Regions from separate parts of the Homo sapiens genome. Here region 1 is linked to region 2. Evidence: chromatin loops called from intact Hi-C (ENCODE). Cell type or tissue: GM12878. All regions are shown on one strand. Each heading gives the region's core, and the rest is flanking DNA. Links, peaks and the distances in the headings are about the cores only.

The links. Hi-C counts contacts between places; a loop is a spot of excess contacts. Peaks named below come from ENCODE experiments on the same cell type or tissue, not always from the same donor. Only the 100,000 strongest peaks of a DNase experiment are listed, where the experiment ranks them.
Region 1: a loop joins it to region 2, with 5 times the contacts of the local background. A loop is called at or near these places in 2 of 110 quality-filtered maps.

Annotation. Positions count from the first base shown.
Region 1 is chr10:90,124,516-90,135,495 of GRCh38, forward strand. No RefSeq gene overlaps it. Among named protein-coding and RNA genes, the nearest start is that of LINC01375, 170 kb to the left of the region's middle. In GM12878, for the core only: no CTCF peak of the experiment used is centred there; a DNase peak (open chromatin) is centred at 6,356; H3K27ac peaks cover 2,079 bases.
Region 2 is chr10:90,042,753-90,053,732 of GRCh38, forward strand. No RefSeq gene overlaps it. Among named protein-coding and RNA genes, the nearest start is that of LINC01375, 91 kb to the left of the region's middle. RefSeq lists enhancers at 4,745-4,894, 8,772-8,821. In GM12878, for the core only: no CTCF peak of the experiment used is centred there; DNase peaks (open chromatin) are centred at 4,629, 6,519, 8,447 and 8,939; H3K27ac peaks cover 3,464 bases.

The DNA.
Region 1 (10,980 bases), core at 1,670-9,669, 82 kb after region 2:
TCTTTTTCCCCTTCTTTTCCTTCTTGTCACTGGTAAAAAGTACGGCAGAGACACCAGTGATTTTTATTTTGTTACCATTTTTCTCATATTCACCATTACTTTTCTTCATACTGCTCCATTTCCAATTTCTCAGCTATTTCTCCCTTGTCACTTTTTAAAAGTTTCTGTTTATGCTTGGGAGCTGAAACAGAGCCTCTTGAGACACCATCTCACTCTGAGTGAGACATGGACTCACTCTGAAGGACTCAGAGTACAGCACTGAGATCTTACCCATAGTAGGGGCTCTCCCCCACCTTACCTTTCCCCACCAGTGTCTGCATGGCCAGACTAGACCCTATGCTCCCTGTCTTCATCGTCCTCTGTTCTCCTAGTTCTTGTTCTTCCCTGAGGTCTACTACAATGTCCCCGACAGTTACTCACTCTGCTGAAAGAGATACATTTCCACGAGAAGACAGCAACTTGCTTTGGACAGTCGAATTTGATCAGCACTTGAAGGAAAGAAGCCTTTGAAGATGAACTCACATGAAGCTATTTTCACTAATTTGAGGCCTCCAAGTGACAATAATGAATAAAATGGCGGCACCATTTAAGTTGGTAACATAAATTTGAAGCATATGAATATTATGCATCCTTGATAGAAAAGAAAGCTGTCTTCATATTTGAAAAGTTTATCTTTGACCAAGAAGGCAGCTCCAGTAGAAGCATGACACAGGAGAAGGAAACTAAATTAGCTCTTGTAACTAATAGGTGACAGATGTCACAGATAGATCACACTTACATCTGAGTAGAATTTCTTCTCTTAAAATCAAACAGGATCAGTGGTAATATAAATCTTGGCCTGTTGCCTGCGTTTTCCTGTGGGAGTTGCAGAAAAGCTTAAGTTAAAAGGAAAATACAGAAATCTTAGGTTTTCTTTGTGCTGATGATTTTCCCTTCAGTACTGTGGTACTCTGATGTCTGCCTTTCTAGGTTATCAGGGTACATGTCTATGAAGAGACCACATCCCCTTTCTCGACCGTATCTCCCTCTTGGAGGCTCTTTTACAGGAAACACTGGACTAGAGCCCAGGCTGCTGGTTGCTGCTGGCTCTGATGCTTCTTTCTGACATGAGAAATAGGCAGAGGGACAGGTCAGAAGGATAACTCATCCAGCTCAAAATTAATTCCTATAGAACAGACAGCAAACCTATGCCCACTGCTGACTCCAGGGTGAAGACGTGAGCATCTAGAGGCTGCTTGTCTTCCCACAGTGGGAGATTTTCTTTCTCTGTGCTTTTTACAATTCATTATGTAGGTACAGAAACTACTGTTACACCATTTTAAAAATGAAATGGAAGCAAAGATGATTATGTGTCTGGCCAGAGGCCAGAAAACACATACAAGACGCAACTAAACCCAGGCCCCAAATATTCTGACAACCAGCCTGGTTTCTTGCTGTTGGTGTAAGCCACCACTCTCGCAAGCTCTCATTCTTGCTCAGAAGTCATATTATTCTATACAAAAAGGAGTTACATTTTAAAAATTCTAAGCATGCAGTTTGTTCTTCTGCCACTGAGCTGATCCATTTATCTAATCTGCACACACAGAGTCCTGACCTCATTGTGTTTTGCTAGAATCACAGTCTGAGGCTTTGTGGTCGATATTATGCAACGCCACTCTGCCAGTTTGTGCTCTGCCAATTTTTTTGAGCAAGCTTAATTATGCAAATGCATCTGATAATAGATCATTCATTTTAGTCATGCACAATTATTTATTTTTTATGCATAGCTCCAATGACTTGGACAGAGCTTAGTAACAGCTCATCTCATATCTATCGAGGAGATGTAAGAGAGAACATATTGTGATGCAGGTCAACTGCTCTGGTGAGCATCAAGCTGCTTCAGGGAAAGTTATATTTGAGGCAAAGCCAACTATTTCTAAGGAAAATGCCAGCTGTTGCTGCCAATCTATTCTCAGAATGAAAGTCCATTTCATGGGGGGCTGGAGGAGCAATGACAGTTAAAGGCAGATATAATGTTACTTAAAATTATGGTTTGGAGGTGGATGGAACTTCCACTGTTTAGTTACTTCCACTGACTCCTAAACTATAACATTTTGTCATTTGTGCCCCTTCTAACTTTAGAGATAATAAAAACGGGCCTGGAAGGAAATGCAGTAGATACAAGTGGAAAGAGATATCCTTCTCAGAAGAAAGTAGGTGATGCAAATGCTATTAAACAGAAACAGACTGGCTTTCTTTAACTTATTCCATTTTTCCATATGTGCCATGATCTTATTGCCTCTGGGCCTTTGCGTACTCTAACTGCACTTCACTTTGGACTCCTCCTAGAGTTATCAGTTTAAATATTATTTCTCCCACGAAGACTTTCCTGATCACTTCCCCTCTAACCTCACCCCTAGAATAGGTCAGGTATCCCTATTACCTCCTCTCGTAGAATCAGGTACATCATTTATCATACCTCTTATTTCACTTTGTGGGACTACATAATTCATAATTTCCTATTTATGAAGGTGGAGACCATGTCTATTTTGTTGATTGATGCTCAGCTAACACTTAACTGAATCCATGGAATGGTAATATTTAATAAATATTTGCTAAACAAAAGAATAATTAAATGAATAAATAAAGGGTTGGAAATTGTGATGGGGGCTCAGGCTTTGGTTTCTTCCTTAATGTCCCATTGAAAGCCTAAAGGACTCATCTAACATGTCAGCAATATCTATTTCTCTCTAACTGTGGAACACAATACAATATCATTTCTAGTGTACAGTGTTAATTTGAATGATGATTTTGTGAGAATGGTGGCCAATGTTGGCAATAGTACTTGTCTGCCCAGTAAACTTTGCCTTAATCTTTCCCCTGCTTTTCTTAAACTGTTCCTTCTCTCCTCTACTAGCTCATAGCCACTAGAGAGATGAGAAGAGGATGTAGGCCTGGCCAATAATGACTCTTCCCCAGGATCAATTTTAGAAGACAGTACTCTCTTTTCTTATGAGGTTGCCGAGCTGGAGGATTTGGATCTGGGGCCACTGACGGCCATCTGCAAGAGTCTGTGGATAAAGCCAATCAGATCAAGTAGAAAGTCAGAGTCTAAGGTCCTGATTCTTATACCTCTTTCTTTGTTGTCATGGTCTTTTTTAGTATGCATTCCAAAGCTGATCTCCTAGCCCAGCTAAACTGAGCATCAACATTCTTTTCAAATATCAGCCGTTTGCCTATTACCTTTATTCCTTTTTGCCATACCTATATGTGGCACGTTTTAAATGTATTATTATTATTTATTATTTTCTTTAAACTAACTCACTTTTTAACCCAAATATATTTACTTTAAAAGAAAAGAAATATTTTTTCCTAACGTCAATGTGAGTTTAATTTCTATTTGTTGCAACCGAATAAGATCTGGTTAATGCAGTAATTAAAGTGCATTTATCTTCAGGGAGATAGGGAGAATCAGCTGAAGTCAGGGGGAAATGCAGTCACATTCTTAGATTCCATGTTTAAGTGGCGTTCTGAATTTTAAACCTTGAAGAGTCCTGATAAATATAGACATTGACACCTGAGGCCAGATTTAAGGGTCATGTTTTGATAAAGTTTCTGATGTTGGTGACTAAGTAGTGGAGGGTACAAGAATTGAACAGATCAGCACCCAACTCAGATTTTAAGGAAATTATATTGACAAAGACACCCCAAGCCTGGCAAAGGATGTCCTATAATTACTCAACTCCTTAAGGCCCTTACCACAGCTATACTTGTACCAACAAAAAGTAGATAAAGCACTGTAACACAGAGAAGTCATATTCTGAGGCATATCCAAGAAGGCCAATGGTTGTGGTCAGGTAGCCAGGGAGGGGCAGAGAAGCTCATCATGGGCTTGCACTATGACCAGAGAGGTAAGTCCTTGATATTCTGGCTCAACAATATGCTGTATACACTGTGGACCAGAGGTGACTGGCATTGCTTCTTTTTTTCTGTGCTTTCCAAATGGTAGTTTTAATTGCAGACATTGTATATTTCTCTATAATTTTATACTGGTCATGTAGGGCTACTTAAATTTATTATATGACAAAACTATGAGAAGAAAGGCTTGGGATTAGATACAGCAAATGATGTGCTTTGTGTTGTCTCTTTGGAAAAGGTGGATGTGTTTTCTGTTGTAGATGGGATACTGGCATTTTGGTAGGTGGGCATTTTGTAATTCAGTATCAGGAGAGAAGGGTGCCTTGAGTGTGCTGGGAAGTCAAGGAGTGGAATGTAGTAAACTATGGTAGATATTGTGTTGTCCACAGGGTTTATCCATCCTCTTCCATAGCAACATGCTCCTTCCTGTCATTTCCCCATCTCCTCCCACCACCACCATCCCAGCCATAGGGATGACCTTGTAACTCATGCCTGACCAAAATTGTTTCCTTGGATTGAGAAAACTTTGGAAAAAAAGACACTCTGTTTTCTACTGGGTTTGCCTTAATGGGAGGATGTGAATCTGAGAATGTTGAGACTAAAGGGGATGAGAAGTAGAAAGGAAGGTTGTGTTTTCTTGGTTTGATTTCCCCATCTCTGAGGCCCCAAGGCCCTGGACCCTGCAGTTACTCATTTGATCATGAGGCTACCTTAGTGTCCTATCTACCTTCTTGGGTCAATAAAATCTGTTTTCTTAGTGTTATTTGATATGGATTTTTATTATTTGGAACTAAAAGAGTTGTGAGCTTCTCTCCTTGGAGAGTCTTTCTTTGGCTCACTGTAGCTAATTTAGGATCCTTTCTGCCATGTTCTATATTTTATAGCTCTATTGCTCTCTAAAATTACCTTTCTTTGTCTAATTTTCTGTGTTTATTGCTCATTTCCTTCCTCCTCACCCTGCTGGCTGCTAAAATGCAAGCTCCATGATGTCAGAGATTTTGTCTGTTTCATTTATTAATTAATTTATCCAAGGCCTAGAACAGAACTGGGTATAGACCAGGTGTGTCTTAATAAATACTTACTAATTGAATCACTCGCTATCACAGGTATAGAGAGATAAGGAGTGACAAAGAGGAGGGAATCTGCAGAAGGAGATATTCATCTGTTTATCCTGGTTCTCCTAGTTTTCATATTACTTCACTAACTGATATTACATGTTTCCCCCTTTTTTCTCCTTCAGTTGCTTTTCTCAATCCTTTTTCTAAAGTAACCTCACTACTTGATCTACAATACTACTTTCCATTACCCATCTCTGCCCCTTTGCTGTTTTTCTGTTTAAAACCACCAACCTCAGTTCACGTCCACCTTCCATAAATACTTATTCACTGGGTGATTTAATTAGTAAAAACACTGCATTTCCTTTTGCTTCTTCATCCAAGGAACCAAACTCATCACAGGGCCTGAACTCTTTATGACCAGCCTGAATAGTTTTCTTGAGCTTCCTGTGGGTAGAAGGTGATTAAGAGATCTATTTTCTTAAAGGTATATAGTATTTTATTGTCCTTAAAGCATTTTTGATAAATTAGCTAATCTCAGTTGATTTAGATAGCATCACTTATGAGGTAGGCTGGGATAGGAATTGGTATCAAAAATTCAGAAATGAGAAAACCAAGATACAGAAAAGCTGATGATTTTTCTAAAGCCACAGAGGTAGTGAAGGTTAAGTCTGTACTTTAGTGTTTTGCTTCTTTGTAACATGCAGTTCTGTAGAGAAGACTGTCTATTGGTATGAGAAAAAAATCATAGAGCTTTGGTGAGCTCCATGATGTCAAGGCCACAAACTCAGTTATGACCATATTTTCCCAGATTTCCCAAACAAAGTAGGAAATCAAATCTCTCTTACTAGTCAAATTTTGATATTAAGAAACTGAAAGCTGTCATTTGGATTTTCTTATGGTACTATCTATCAAATATCAGACATAAGGTATGGAAAGATATCTTTTTTTAACAATTTGCATTTTACCAGTTTTAAGAAAAATCCAATATATCATAGGCCCAATGACATTTTGAGAGTTTCAAGTCTGTAATGGCTGTCACGATATGAATCATTCAAGCAGAGTCCACAGTCCTGAACAAAGTAGACAGCTTGAAGAGAGACAAACACATTTTCCCTCTACTTGGAGCCATTGTTTGAATGAAATAAATCCACTAAAGCCATGGATACTATGAAGAAGGCTGAGACTTCTACTGTGACCATGGCAGAAGCACATTCTTGAGGAAAGGCCACCAAGCCAAAAGCAGGGACTTTTCTTCTCTACTACAGATAAGAAATGTGACCCAGACAGATGTTTTCAGTTCTCCTTGCTTCAGTTTCTTTATTTCTTAAAATGCAAGAATTAGACTACACAAGCTTAGAGAGACTTCTGGTTCTAACACTTGTTGATTTGGAGTCACTTGACTCCAGTGCTGGAGTTATTACTGATTATAGGTATTTTCTTACTTATTAAGAGAAACAATGACACGAAGTAAGAAGACCACAGAACATGGTGATGCAGGTGCTGAAAGGTTGCTCCCAGCTCAACTACCATTGTGGCCAAGAGAGTAGAAGACAGAGTTATTGCTTGGGTGGCAAATACTTTAATTTGCATGAAGATGTTTGTATAACTTGGAGTGAGTCACTAGGTTCTTACCTATCTGGTGTCTAATTAGAACATCTTTTTTTTTTTTTTTTCATGGCAAAGGAAAGTACAGTAGCCAGTACTTCAGTTGCACTTTTACATACTTCCTTGTCACCATTCCTGGATTCCTATTCTGCCTCCTAACCCCCGGAGGGAAGGAGAAATGGGGATTGATAGGACTTAGATTTGGTCCCTGCCCAAACCTCATGTTGAATTTGTGGAGGGCCCTGGTGGGAAGTGATTGGATCATGATGGTGGATTTCCCCCTTGCTGTTCTTGTGATAGTGAATGATTTCTCAACATATCTGATGGTTTAAAAGCATGTGGCAATTCCCCCCCTCACTCTCTCTCCTCCTCCGCTATGGTAAGATGTGGTCCCCCTTTGTCTTCGGCCATGATTGTAAGTTTCCTGAAGCCTCTCAGTCATGCTTCCTGTTAAGCCTGTGTAACTGTGAGTCAATTAAACCTCTTTTCTTCATAAATTACTCTGTCTTCAGTAGTCACTTATAGCCATGTGAGAAGGAACTAATACAGTGATGTTAGAGAGAATAAAATGGTTTCATCTGTGGCAGGGATGTGATAGGGCAACCACTGGTCTGAAGGATGGAGTTGATCTCTAACTGCTGCAGGATTGGATAGTAGCAAAGCATTTTCCTTTACATCCAAGCACTCATGACTTGTCCTTCCAGATATGACTGAAGAGAAGTTTTGCTCAGGCCAAAGTAGCTCCTTGATGGAGGCTTTGTTTATTGATAAATTTTCCTTAGGTTCAAATTTTTTCTGGGGAATAAGTTGGAGAGGTTTGAGAGGTATGCAGAGGGAAGGAGTCCCATGGTTTCAAATTCCCACTTTTTCAATCAGTAATGTTCAAGTGCTCCAAAAATTTAAATTATTGTATCTAGTGCATACTCTTATATACTAATTACCTAATTAAACCCATTGAATTCAAATAATCACACAATTGAAGCCATTGATTCAAAACAACTTGTTTACAATTGCTGAACCTACTGGTGTCCTCCTGAAACCATCTTCTGGGAAGTATCACAGGGTTGCCTGTCTTCACAGGGGTTTTTCTGGGACTTCCCATGACAGGCAGTTTCAGGGATTCTTCGGGTGCTTTCAGTGGCCCTTGGACTGGATATAGCAAAGGTTGATAGAATTATGGCTTGTGTGTGAGTGGAGGGGCAGTGTAGGAATCAGAGTGAGAATGGTGGGTTCTAGTGCTATATATTTTTTTAATTGTGGTAAAATATACACAACATAAAATTTATCATTTTAACTATTTTAAGGGCACAATTCGATGGCATTAAATACATTCACAAAATTCTGAAACTATCACCCATGTCAATTTCCCGAAAGATTTCATCATTTCAGAGACTCTATCCATTAAACAATAACTCTCCACTCCCCTCTCCCCTTAGCCCCTGTTATCCTATAGTCTACTTTCTGTCTCTACAAATTTGCCTATTCTAGATACCTTATATAAGTGGAATCACACAATATTTGTCCTTTTGTGTCTGGCTTATTTCACTTAGCATAACATTTTCAAGGTTCATCCACAATGTAGCATGCATCAGAATTTCATTCCATTTCATGACTGAATAATATGCCATTTTATGTATATGCTACATTTTGCTTGTCCATTTATCTCTTGATAGATATTTGGGTCATTTACGTTTGGCTATTGTCCATAATGTTGCTATGCACATTAGTGTGCAAGTGTCTGTCAAAGTCCGTGCTGTTTATTCTTTCAGATATATACCTAGGAAGGGAATTAGTTGGTCATATGGTAATTCTATGTTAAGCTTTTTGAGTTACCACCAAACTGTTTTTCACAAAGCTTGCACCATTTTACACTCCCATTACAAGGGTTCCAATTTCTCCATGTCCTCACTAATTCTTGTTATTTTCTGCTTTTTTTTAATAATAGCCATCGTAATGGTATGAAGTGGTATCTCATTGTAGTAGTGCCATAATTTTGATAGAGTAAGAGAAGCAAGGCATAGAAAATAATACGTATGCTTAGAAATATCATGATTGACTATATCCCAGAAGATATAATGTCTGCTTCCCAGTCCTGAGGTCCAAATAGAGCAAGTTACTTCAACTCAACTGACTGTTCTCCTCTAGTATGTGTGATTGTGAAGCTCCTATTAAAGAAATCACCCAGGAGACACTGTCTACATATGCATAAGTCATTCAGAACACATGGTGAACCATGGGCCATGTTCCTTGCAGACTGATTTGCCTTCAGCAAATTACAGGTTTGGCACAATTCAGTAAGGCCCAGCATGTAATAGACTCCATTTTTGGAAAAGATAAGCATTACAACCCTTAACTAAGCCTTTTTATTTAAAATACATTCTATTTAAAATATAGGCCAATTTATTATTTATTTTTTATCAATTATAAGTTCAAGTTTCTCAAGCTAATATTTTATATAAGGAGTAGGTAGAGTTTGCCCATTGCTATTATACATGACATATATTTATTTTGTGCAGAAATGAGATGTATTGAGATATATTTATTTTGTGCAGAAATCTATCGGGAATAATATATAATATTGTTATTTTTATTGATCTTCCATTAGCTTTTGGTTTGTGCACAAAAAGTTGGTTAAATAAATTCAAAATACCTTTGTCTCCTTCTTGCCCAACACTCAGCTACTGATGTTTGTATAGCATCTGAAACATAATATTCCATGAGTCACAGAGAGTAGGTGCCCCTTAATCAAATAGGCAAGCTTTTCCAGTGAGATAAAGCATGACTATGTCCTAACTTTCCTTCATTTTAATTAGTTTCTTATCATCTGATAACACATTGAGATGTATTATGTTTTTAACATTATTATCTAGGAGAGATCTTACTAGGCAACTTGACATGTTATCTAATTATTACAGAAGAGAAAGACTACGGATTGAGTATACCAAAATGAAAAATAACTTTGTAGAAAGCAACTAATTTGTACTTAATTCTTATTCAGTAATTTCACACCTTGATCAGTGGTCTTGGCACATGTTTTTCATGAAGGTAATGGGAAATAATGTACCTCAAAATTAGTCATTCTCTGAATGATATTTTAAATGGTGGAGAAGTCATGTGGATTCACTTGGCTGTGAAATATTCCATGTTAAAGCAATTTTGGCCAGGCTACTTAGATCTTTCTGGAATATTGATTGCCTTTTATTTTGTTGGGGTCAGGTGGGGGGAAGCAGATATAAAGATGAATAAAAAACTCAGCTTTGTTCCCATGAATGGCTTGAATCCCTTTTTAGAATGTAGGTGAGATATACATCCATGTTAGTCTTCTCAAATTTCACAAAAAGATGTCAACTGATCCTCCAGCTCAGCTGCCAGTTAAGACACATCATTTCAAATTTAAGTAGCAAGACGAATGTGCCCCAAGCCAGGTAATTGTCAGGAATCGAAAACGTGAATTCTCTTGTGCTCCATTTAAACTCTTGGTCAAGAGAAAAATTTTTATAGAGAAGAGCTTCTAGAATAGACAACTTATTTAAACTTCCAGATAAGGGCTTCCCAATTTCTTTTAACAGATAAGATAGTAAAATTAGTATTTATTAAACATAAGAATGTTGGTATTTGACAACTGGTGCAGCACTGGCACTAACCATTTCAGATGGTGGCTGCAAACAGCCATGTGCTCATATTGGTCCTGCTTTTATTTCTTCTTCACATTGTAAAGTCATGCAGATCCCCTTGCCACACTGTCACCCCATGAGAGTAATTATATTTTTAATATCTATGGTCAAAGAATGAGAAAATAAACTTCCAGTAGTCCTATATTAAAATTTAATGTATTTTATAACCACAACAGCATCTACTCATATTTGAACATTTTTTATATATCAGTGAGTGATACAATTATTTATGGAATAAATGTATGAACACTACTTCTGAAGCTCTTTCAAAAACATCAAGTTTCCTCAGTGATTTGTGTACACAGGCTAGGAGTCATAAAATAACCTAAAAAAATTATGTAGTGCAGTCAACAGGTGAAAATCAGAACATCTCGTAGAGCGTGTTGAAACCCGGTTCATTACATCACACGCCAGTAATACAGGAGTTATTAAGAAATAATTTTAGGCAGCTAGATAGGGTAAAGGATTTTGATGGAAATTTTTCTTTTAATGGAAACAACCCTCAAAACATTTTTTGTTTTGTAACAGAAAAGTAGCTTAAGGAGCCAGGCAGGCAAGCTTTCATATGTAAATGCTGGCAATTAAAAACTAGGTCCATTGGTGGCTCACGCCTGTAATCCCAGCACTTTGGTGGATCATGAGGTCAGGAGATCAAGACCATCCTGGCTAACACGGTGAAACCCCATCTTTACTAAAAAAAATACAAAAAAAATGGCTGGGTGTGGTGGCAGGTGCGTGTAGTCCCA
Region 2 (10,980 bases), core at 1,599-9,598:
ATTATATGTTTAGCTTTCTTATTTTTAAAATTGTATTTAATGCTAGGAATTTTCACCTGAAGAATTTTTTTAAAGCTGTATCTCACAGATTCTAATGTGTTTTGCTTTCATTATTGTTTTCTAGATTTCTAGAAAATTTTGTTTTGTATTCTTCATTGTCCCAAGGGTCGTTTAATATATACTAGTGTGTGTCTGTCTAGCTGTTTTTATGTATTTTCAATTATAAAAAGCTTTTTAGTTTTTAAACATTTCTGAATTATTTTATTTGATGTATGTTTCTGTATATAGCACTGAGTTGGATTTCTTTAACTTGTCTAACAACATTATTTCTGCATAGATGATTGAAATCCATTTATATGTATGAATATGATTTATTTGTTTCTGGTTTGTCATATTGCTTTATACTTTGTGTATTATATAAATGCATATTTTATATATACCCAGTAAGTTTTTCGCTAGATGAGCTACTTTATTTTCTCACTCTCTAGTATTTAGGAAGATATATGATACGGTTTGGGTCTGTCCCCACCCAAATCTCATCTTGAATTGTAGCTCCTATAATTCTCACATGTCATAAGAGGGACCTGGTGGAAGGTAATTAAATCATGGGGGCAGATCTTTCCCATGCTGTTCTCATGATGGTGAATAAGTCTTATGAGATCTGATGGTTTTATAAAGGCAAGTTCCCCTAAACATGCTCTCTTGCCTGCTGCCACATAAGGCGTGACTTTGCTCCTCATTCACCTTCTGCCATGATTGTGAGGACTCCCCAGCCATGCAGAACTGTGAGTCAATTCAACCTCTTTCCTTAATAAATTACCCAGTCTTGGGTATGTCTTTATTAGCAGCATGCGAACAGACTAATACAGTGTATATTTTTGTTCTAGTGATTATCACTAAATGAATACCTTTATAATATAACACCTTTAGCTATCTCTTTACTTAGATATTTAGATATTATCTGTTAGTTTGCTAATATAAGCTGTAGTAAAATTAGTTATTAATTATTTATTTTCCTCTCCCTCCCCTCTGTCTACTAATTGTTGCTCAGGGTTTTATACTTATGATCGGAAATAAACATCTGTCACTTGCTTTTTCAGTTTCAAGTTATATCATTTTATTCTCACATAATAACCAGAGGCAATCAAAGACCTTATTCTATTTTATACCTACTGTCTTTCTATTCTCCCATTTTCAGTTAGTTGTGTTAAAAGAAACACTTTCGACAAATTAAATTTAGCAAAATTTAACTGAGTAAAGAACAATTTGCAAATAAGGCACACACACCCGCCCTCCCTACTGGCCCTCAATTAGAATGGGTTTAGAGCAACTCTGGTGCTTGTCTATGGTTAGAAAGGGTTTATAGACAGAAAAAAGAGAGTGATGTAGACAAAATAGAAGTGAAATACAGAAACAGTTGGATTGGTGACAACTTGGTGTTTGCCTTATTTGAACCTGCTTTCAGCAGTTGGACCATGTTTGATTGGCTGAAACTTGGTGATTGGTAAAAGAGTAGGTTACAATCTATTTACCATCCGGTTAGGTTTCAGTTCATTATGTAGAGAGAAACCTTTAGGCTAAATTTAAAATATGTAAGGAGGCGGCTTTAAGCTAAACTGAATTTAATAGTTGAATTATTTCTACATTGTCAGAGCACGTAGCACTTATAGCTTTGTCTTCCATCTTTTAATTTTAGTTCTTCAGTTACCTACATTTAATATTGACCTCTAAATTTATGCTGAAGGTTTCATGACAATTTTGTAGTTTCCTGAAATGTGGTCTGTGATAGATTCCTGCATGTTCATAACTGGTTGCCTGTGGCCTTTATACTTGAAGAATAGTTTAGCTAAAGATAAAATCCTTCACTCAAATTTCTCCATGAGAATGTTGCCTCAGTTAAAATACTACTTAAAGAATGCTGATGATAATATGATTCTTGTTTGCATTTCTTTGACATACAGAATGGACTTTTTGTTATGTTCAAAGAATATTTTCCTTATATTTTATAGCCCAATTATTGTATTAAAATATTTGTCAGTATTGAACATTTTAAGTCAACTTTTCAAATTAGAGAATGCCCTCTCAAAATATTAAAATGCACATATATATGGCTTTTTTTTCAAGTCTTTTATGACAGCAACATTTCCTTGAAATATAGTTTTAAATATTGTTTCATTGCTTCAGTTTTCTTTCCTGGGGACTCCAATAAAATGTGTATCAGCTCTCCCTTGCCTTGGTCCTTTATCACCTTCTCCAGAAGACTTTTGTTTCTTTTAGTTTCTTTTTTCCCATAGAAAATAACAATTTTATTTATTTATTTAATAGTTTCCAATTTTATTTTAGATTCTGGAGAACATGTGCAGGTTTGTTATATGAGTATGATGCTGAGGTTGGGGATACAAATGATCCCATCACCCTGATAGTGAGCATAGTTTCCAACAGTTAGGTTTTCAACCCTTGCCACCTTCACTACTTTCGACCTCTATTAGTCCTCAGTGTCTACTGTTGCCATCTTTATGTCCATGAGAACCAAATATTTAGCTCCTATTTATAAGAGAGAACATATGGTATTCAGTTTTCTATTCCTGTACAATTAGCTTAGGATAATGGCCTCCAGTTCCACCCATGTTGCTGCAAAGGACATGATTTTATTATTTTTTAATGGCTGTGTGGTATTCCACAATGTATATGTACCATATTTTCCTTATCAAATCGATTTTTGATAGGTATCTAGATTGATTCCTTGTCTTTGCTATTGTGAATAGTCTTGGAATGAAGATACAAGTGCATATGTTTTTGTGGTAGAATAATAGATTTTCTTTTGGATATATACTCCATAATGGAGTTGTTGGGTCAAATGGTGGTTCCATTTTAAGTTATTGAGAAACCCCCAAACTGCTTTTCACAGTGGCTGAACTAATTTATATCCCCACCAACAGCATATGTGTTCCCTCTTCTCCACAGCATCACCAGCATCTGTCAATTTTTGACTTTTTAATAATAGCCATTCTGATTGGTGTAAGATGGTATCTCATTGTGGTTTTAATTTGCATTTCTTTGATAATTAGTGATACTGAGCATTTTTTCATGTTTCTTGTCCACTTCTTCGTCTTTTTTGAGAAGTGTCTGTTCATGCCATTTGCTTACTTTTTAATGGGGTTGTTTTTGTCTTGTTGTGTTGTTTAAGTTCCTTATAGATTCTGGATATTAGACTTTTGTTGGGTGCATAGTTTGCAAATATTTTCTCCCATTCTGTAGGTTGTCTGTTTACTATATTGATAATTTCTTCTGTTATGCAGAAGCTCTTTAGTTTAATTAGGTCACACTTTCAATTTTGATTTTGTTGCAATGGCTTTTGAGGACTTAGTCATAAATTTTTTCCTGAGACCAATGTCCAGAATAGTGTTTACTAGATTTTCTTCTAGGATTCTTATGATTTGAGGTCTTACATTTAAATCTTTAATTCATCTTATTTTTGTATATGGTGAAAGGTAGGGGTCCAGTTTTATTCTTCTGCATATGGTTAGCCAGCTATCACTGTACAATTTATTGAATAGGGAATCTTTTCCCCATTGTTTATTTTTGTCAACTTTGTTGAAGATCAGATGGCTGTATAAATGCAGCTTTATTTCAGGGTTCTTTGTTATTTTCCGTTGGTCTGTGGGTTTGTTTTTGTACCACTATTGTGTTATTTTGGTTACTGTATAGCCTTATAGTATAGTTTGAACTTAAGTAATGTGATGCCTCCAGTTTTGTTGTTTTTGCTTGGATTGCTTTTGCTATTTTGGCTCTTTCTTTTTATTCCATATAAATTTTAGGATGTTTTTCTAACTCTGTGAAAACTGAAATTTGTAGTTTGATAGAAATAGTGTTGAATCTCTAGATTGCTTTGGCCAGTATGGCCATTTTAATAATATTGAGTCTTCCATTTCATGAGCCTGGACTAGTTTTCCATTTGTTCGTGTCACTATGATTTTTTTCGGTGTTTTCCATCTATGATATGTTTGCAGTGTTTTGTTTTTCTCCTTGCAGAAATCTTTCACCTCCTTGGTTAGATACATTCCTAGGCATTTTACATTTTGTCTGTGGCTATTGTAAATTGCATTGCATTCTTGATTATACTCTCAGCTTGAGCATTATTGGTGTACAGAAATGCTACTCAGTTTTGTACATTGATTTTGTATCCTGAAACTTTACTGAAGTTGTCTGTCAGTTCCAGGAGCCCTTTGGCTTAGTCTTTATGGTTTTCTAGGTATAAAGTCATATCATCAGTGAAAAGAGGTAGCTTGGCTTCTTTTTCTATTAGAATGCTCTTCATTTCTTTCAGTTAATTGCTCTGGCAAGGACTTCCAGTACTATGTTGAACAGGAGTGGTAAGAAGAGATATACTTGTCTTGTTAACAGTTCTCAAGGGGAATGCTTCCAGCTTTTGCCCCTTCAATATAATGTTGGCTGTGGGTTTGTCATAGATGACTCTTACTATTTTGAGATATGTTCCTTTGATGCCTATTTTGTTGACAGTTCTTGTCATGAAGGGATGCTGGATTTTATTGGAGGCTTTTTCTGTGTCTGTTAAGATGATGATATGGTTTCGGGTTTCAATTCTGCTTTTGTGGTGAGTCACATTTATTGATTTGTGTATGTTGAACCAAACTTGCATACCAGGCATGAAGCCTACTTAATTGTGGTGAATTAACTTTTTTATGTGCTGCAGGATTCAGTTTGCTAGTATTGTGTAGAGGATATTTTTGTCTATGTTCACCAGAGGTATTGGCCTGTAGTTTTCTTTTTTTTGTTGTTGTGTCTTTTCCAGGTTTTGGTATCAGGGTGATGTTGGCTTCATTGAATGAGATAGTGAAGAGTCTCTCTTCCTCAATTTTTTAGAATAGTTTCACTTGAATTGGTATCAGTTCTTCTTTGTACACGTGGTAGAATTCGGCTGTGAGTCCATTTTGTTTGAGGCTTTTTTGTGTTTGTAGGTTTTTTATTAATGATTAAACTTCAGAACTTAATATCAGTTGCTTCAAGGTTTCAATTTCTTCCTGATTCAATCTTGAGATGTGTGTTTCCAGAAATTTATCCATTTCCTCTAGATTTTCTAGTTTGTGTGCACAGATGTGTTCATAATAGTCTCTGAGGATCTTTTGTATTTTTGTGGTATTAGTTGTAATGTCACCTTTGTCATTTTTGATTGTGCTTATTTGGACCTTCTCTCTTTTTCTCTTTTATTAATCTAGCTGGAAGTCTATCAGCCTTGTTTATCCTTTTCAGGAATTAACTTGGGTTTTGTCAATTCTTTGTATGGATTTTTGGATCTGAATTTCATTCAGTTCTGCTCTGATTTTAGTTATTTTGTGTGTGTGTGTGTGCTAGCTTTGGGGTCAATTTGTTCTTGTGTTTTCTAGTTACTCTAGGCGTGATGTTAAATCATTAATTTGAAATTTTTCTAATTTTTTGAGGTTGGTGTGTTAGCCCTATAAACTTTCCTCTTAACACTGCTTTTGCTGCATCCCAGAGATTTTGATATGTTTTGCCTCTGTTTTCATTTGTTTCAAAGAATAATTTGATGTCTGACTTAATTTCATTGTTTATCCAAAAGTGATTTATGAGCAATTTGTTAAATTCCTATGTAATTTTGTGGTTTTGAGGGATCTTCTTGATATTGATTTTAATATTTATTCCACTGTATTCTGAGAATATGGTTGGTATGATTTCACTTTTTTTAAATTTATTGAGACTTGCTTTATGGTTGAGCATGTGGTCAGTTTTAGAGTATGTTCTGTGTACTATTGAGACAAATGTGTTTAATGGGTGAAACATTCTGTAGATGTTTATTAGATCCAATGGTCAAGTGTCAAATTTAGGTCCAGAAGTTCTTTGTTAGTTGTCTGCCTCAATTGATCTGTCTAAGAGCATCAGTGAGGGGTTGAAGTTCTGCACTATTATTTTCTTGGTGTCTAAGTCTTTCTGTAGGTCTAGAAGTAGTTGCTTTAAGAATCTGGTGTTCCAATGTTGGGTATATATATTTAAAGTAGTTAACTCTTCTTGACTTAACTTGAATTGAACCCTTTGTTGTTATGTAATGCCCTTCTTTGTCATTTTTTGCTGTTGTTGGTTTAAAGTCTGTTATTTCTGATATAAAAACAGAAACTTTTGCTCTATTTTGTTTTCTAAATATTTGTGTGATTTGTTTTTCTCCAACACTTTACTTTGATCCGATGGGTGTTGTTATGTGTGAGATGGGTTTCTTCAAGAGACCCATCTAGAAGGGTCTTATTTTTTTACCCAACTTTCAGCTCTATACCTTTTAAGTGGGGCATTTAGATCATTTAAATTCAAGGTTAACATTGATATGTGAGGCTTTGATCCTCTTGTGAAGTTGTTAGTTGGATGCTTTATAGTCTTCATTGTCTAGTTGCTTTATAGGGTCTGTGAGCTATGTACTTAAGTGTGATTTTGTGGTAGCAGATACTGTTCTTTCATTTTCATGTTTAGAATTCACTTAAGAATCTCTTGTAAGGCTAGTCTAGTGGTAACAAGTCCCCTTAGTGCTTGCTTGTCAGAAAAAAAAATCTTTTTTCTCCTTTGCTTATGGAGCTTAGTTGGCAAGATAGAAATTCTTGCTTGGAATTATCTTTTCTTTAAGAATGCTGAAAATTGCTGAGTTCAGTGGCTCATCCTTCCAATCCCAATACTTTGGCAGCTTGAGGTGGGAGGATTGCTTGAGCCTCCAGGAGTTCAAGACCACCCTGGGCAATATAGTGAGACCTTGTCTCTACAAGTAATAATAAAAATTAGCTGCGTGTGGTGGCATGTGGCTGTTGTCCCAGCTGCTCAGGAGGCTGAGGTGGGAGGTTCACTTGATACTGGGAGGTTGAGGCTGCAGAGAGATGTGATCGTTCCACTCTATTCCATCTGAGGCAACAGAGTAAAACCAAGTCTCAAAAATAATGATAATGATGATGATGATGATGATAATAATAATCATATAATGCTGAAAATAGGTCTCCAGTTTCTCCTGGCTTGTAAGCTTTCTGCTGAGAAGCCTGCTGTTAGGCTGAAGGAGTTCCCTTTGTACATCATCTAACCTTTTTCTCTAGCTGCCTTTAAGATTTTTTCTTTATTGTTGACCTTGGTGGCTATATGTCCTGGTGATGTTCATCTTGTACAGTATCTCATCTTGTATAGTGTCTTGTATGTACAAGTCTTTTCTGGATTTCTTGTATCTGGATGTCTACCTCTCTAGCAAGATTAGGCAAGTTTTCTTGAATTATTTCCTCAAATATGTTTTCCAGGTTGTTTACTTTTTCTTCTTGTCAGTTAAGAATGCCAATAATTTATAGATTTGGTCACTTTACATGATCCCATATTTCTTGAAGACTTGTTTATATTTCTATTTGTTAAAAATTTTTTTTGGGCCGGGCGCGGTGGCTCACGCCTGTAATCCCAGCACTTTGGGAGGCCGAGGCGGGCGGATCACGAGGTCAGGAGATTGAGACCATCCCGGCTAAAACGGTGAAACCCCATCTCTACTAAAAATACAAAAAATTAGCCGGGCGTAGTGGCGGGCGCCTGTAGTCCCAGCTACTTGGGAGGCTGAGGCAGGAGAATGGCATGAACCCGGGAGGCGGAGCTTGCAGTGAGCCGAGATCCTGCCACTGCACTCCAGCCTGGGCGACAGAGCGAGACTCCGTCTCAAAAAAAAAAAAAAAAAAAATTTTTTTTGTCTGACTTGCTTAGTTTGAAAGATTAGTCTTCTAGCTCGGAAATTTTTTCTTCTTCTTGGTCCAGACTATTGATTAAAACTTTCAGTTGTATTTTGAAATTCCTTAAGTGAGTTTTTCAATTCCAGAAGCTCTGATTTGTTCCTTTTAACACACTCATCTTTTCCTTCATTTCCTGGATTGCTTTAGAAGTTTCTTCATGTTGATTTTCAACTTGTCTTGCATCTCATTGAGCTTCCTTGCAATCCATGCTTTTAATTCTTTATCTGTCATTTATGAGTTTCTATTTTGGTTAGGAAACATTGCTGAAGAGCTAGTGTAATCCTTTGGTGGTGTCACTACATTCAGATTTTTCATGTTGTCAGAATTCTTGTGGTGGTTTCTTCTCATCCGGAGATGCTGGTATTGCTAATTTTTTGTAATTATTTTCATGTGAGTAGAATTTTTTTCTTTTTCTTTCTTTCCCTATAACATGATTTTTTTTTCCCTTTTATTCCCCTAGTCCTCCCTCCTTGGGGTGTGTGATTGTACAGAATGTTGGGTAGGGTTGTTTGGCTTTACTTCTATAACTCTATGCATTTCTTTCAGCAGATTTTATATTGGGATGTGTGGTTCAATCTACAAGGCAATACATAGCACTTATGGGTAAGAACCAGCTGTGGCCAATGTGTCTGTGTACATACTTGACTCTTGTTTACTAGGAGAAGCTCTCATTACCTCAGGCAATGGGCTGATCTGTGGAGTGCACAGTAGTCTGAGATCCCTGCTCAGCCTTGGGAAAACATGGGAACATCATCAGCAGGTCCAGACTGGGCAGACCTATTTATAGGTCCCCCAATGGCAGACATGTGCACCAGTGCTGAGGAAGAATCAAGTGGGTGACCACCAAGTACTCAGAGGTGTGCCCAGATGTGGAGCTGAGAAACCTCCTCAGCTCCAAGTTATCTGCATGGGTATGGGGGTGGCCTAAACCCCTAATCCAGGAGAGTGGGTGCTTCAGGTGCCTGGAGACCTGCCTGGCTGTGCAGATGGCCCTGCTACACCACAATCCCTGCCCAGGAAGGGTAGGGCAGCTCAGGCTGGTAACAGATGCTCTGACTGCTGGAAAATATGCCTGGATGTGGAGAAGAGAGGGCCATGTTTCACCATGGTCTCTGCACAGGAGGGGTGAGCTGGCTCAGGCTTCTGTTTCAGGTGAGTGGGTGTTCTGAGTGCCTGGAGATCTGCCTGGGCATGAAGTGGAGAGGCCCTGCTTTACCACAATCTCTGCACAGGAAGGGTGGGGAAGCTCAGGCTGCTATTCTGGGTAAGTGGGTGCTTGGATTCCTTGGAGATGTGCCTAGGCATCAAACAGAGAAAGCCCTGCTGCACCACAATCTTTTTTATCAGCTGAATGCTGTCACGGGGCTGTTTGCCTCCCTGGGATCTGTGATAGCCTTCAGGATTCTGGTAGATTCCCGTTTTCTGAATTAAAGCTCAGAGAGTTGATCTTTATGCACTATCTTGCTATTTTCAAGTGGCTGAGGCATATTAAAAGCTTCTAGTCTGTCATCTTGCAAAAAAAAAGGGAAATATCTATGTGAATTTTCTTTTACTTATCTATTTTCTGTAATTTATTTCCTTTCGTTGCTATAGATTGTATTTACTTCCTCTTGTGTTTGTGTTTGTTTTGTATTTCTTGTAATTTGATCTTAATCTGAAATATATTTTTAATACTCTTGAAAATTTCAGTAATTATCCTTTACCTTATTCCTGTTGTCTAGAGATGTCATTTTTGAACTATTCTCTTTCTGATTTTTGCTGATTTTTAAAGATTCAATTATTTTCTTTATTTTAGCTCATTAAAAAATAGGTAAGAGGTTTTCATCTGCTTTAAAGTCATACTTATTGTTGGTATGTTCTTATTGCCTTGTGAAACATTATGAGATTTTCAACTTTTTATGCCTTTTAATAACTTCATAAAGTGTTCGATCATATCCCTTTTTCTTTTTCATGTTTGAATGGAATGGGTTTTCCTGGGCTACTATGAGAAGGTTCCTCTGGGAGGGGTAAGAGGTCAGGGTGGTTTTCACAGCTTCATATTGAGGATTCTCTCCTCTCTTATTAGCTTGAAAGACTCAATTCATGACTCTCTGTAGCCACTTCTTAGTCTCTTAACATTACGTCTGATTCAGATAATTGTTCTGCCTCAGCCTGTGCTGTTTGTCCCTAACACTATATTCTCTGCGATGTGACTTTGAGACTTTCTAGGATCTGTGTTCTCTGGGCTTCTACCCCTCTGAGGAAGCCTTCTCTCTTTTTTAGTCCCCAGTGTTCTGATCCTGCTCAGTTAGGCTGCTGTTTACTGTCATCTTTCCTTAGGCTAGAGCCCTGTCTTTTGGATGGGAATATTTTATGGATATTTCTGAATTTCTTAAGAGCTTAATCTAGGAAAAAACCACTGATTTCATTACATATCCAAATAATAAATACCTTTTTTCAGTCACTTCCAAATTGAAGCCTCTGAGAATGTTTTCCAGTTTTGCTAATCAGTCTCAGATCCTTCAACCCAGGGCTCTACCTAAAGAGGTGTTCTCCACTTTTGAGAAGAAATAATTGTGTAGTTTTTTCCATTTCTGCATCTATCCTGATGACCTCGGTTGTCCCTTTTAATTTCATGCCACTCACGACCCTCAAATCTTGAATTTGTGTAGCTCCTACTGCACTTGGTGTTCTGGATACCCTCAGTCATATTCTGGGGTTCACAAAGTGCCCCATCACCAGGTGGTATTGACAAAGTTATCTACACATTTTTTTGAAGATATAAAATTTCATGTCCTGTTTGAATTTTAGGAAACCTTTTGGGGAGATCAAATATTAAACTAAATCCATGATAACATTATGAGAAATTCTAATCTAGAATTAGAATAATATAATCAGCATTGTTATCAAAACCTTTTAATTTTAATTAATTTTAAACTACTGTTTATAGTATAAATATATATTTCCACAAAGTTTTAAATTGCCTATTTATCTACACACACACACACACACACACACACACACACACACACATAATTTTATGTTTTGGAATGTGGGCTTGGTAGGGCATTTTTCTGGCAATGCATGCATACAAGTGTGTGCCTGTGTTTAGCACTATGGTTATTAACCAGATATTCCATAAACTGAGTCTATATTGTTTCCCTTGTCCCTCTCCTTATTATACTCAATACAATGTAGTTTTCCATGTTCTACTGTTATCATTCTGTACTTTTCA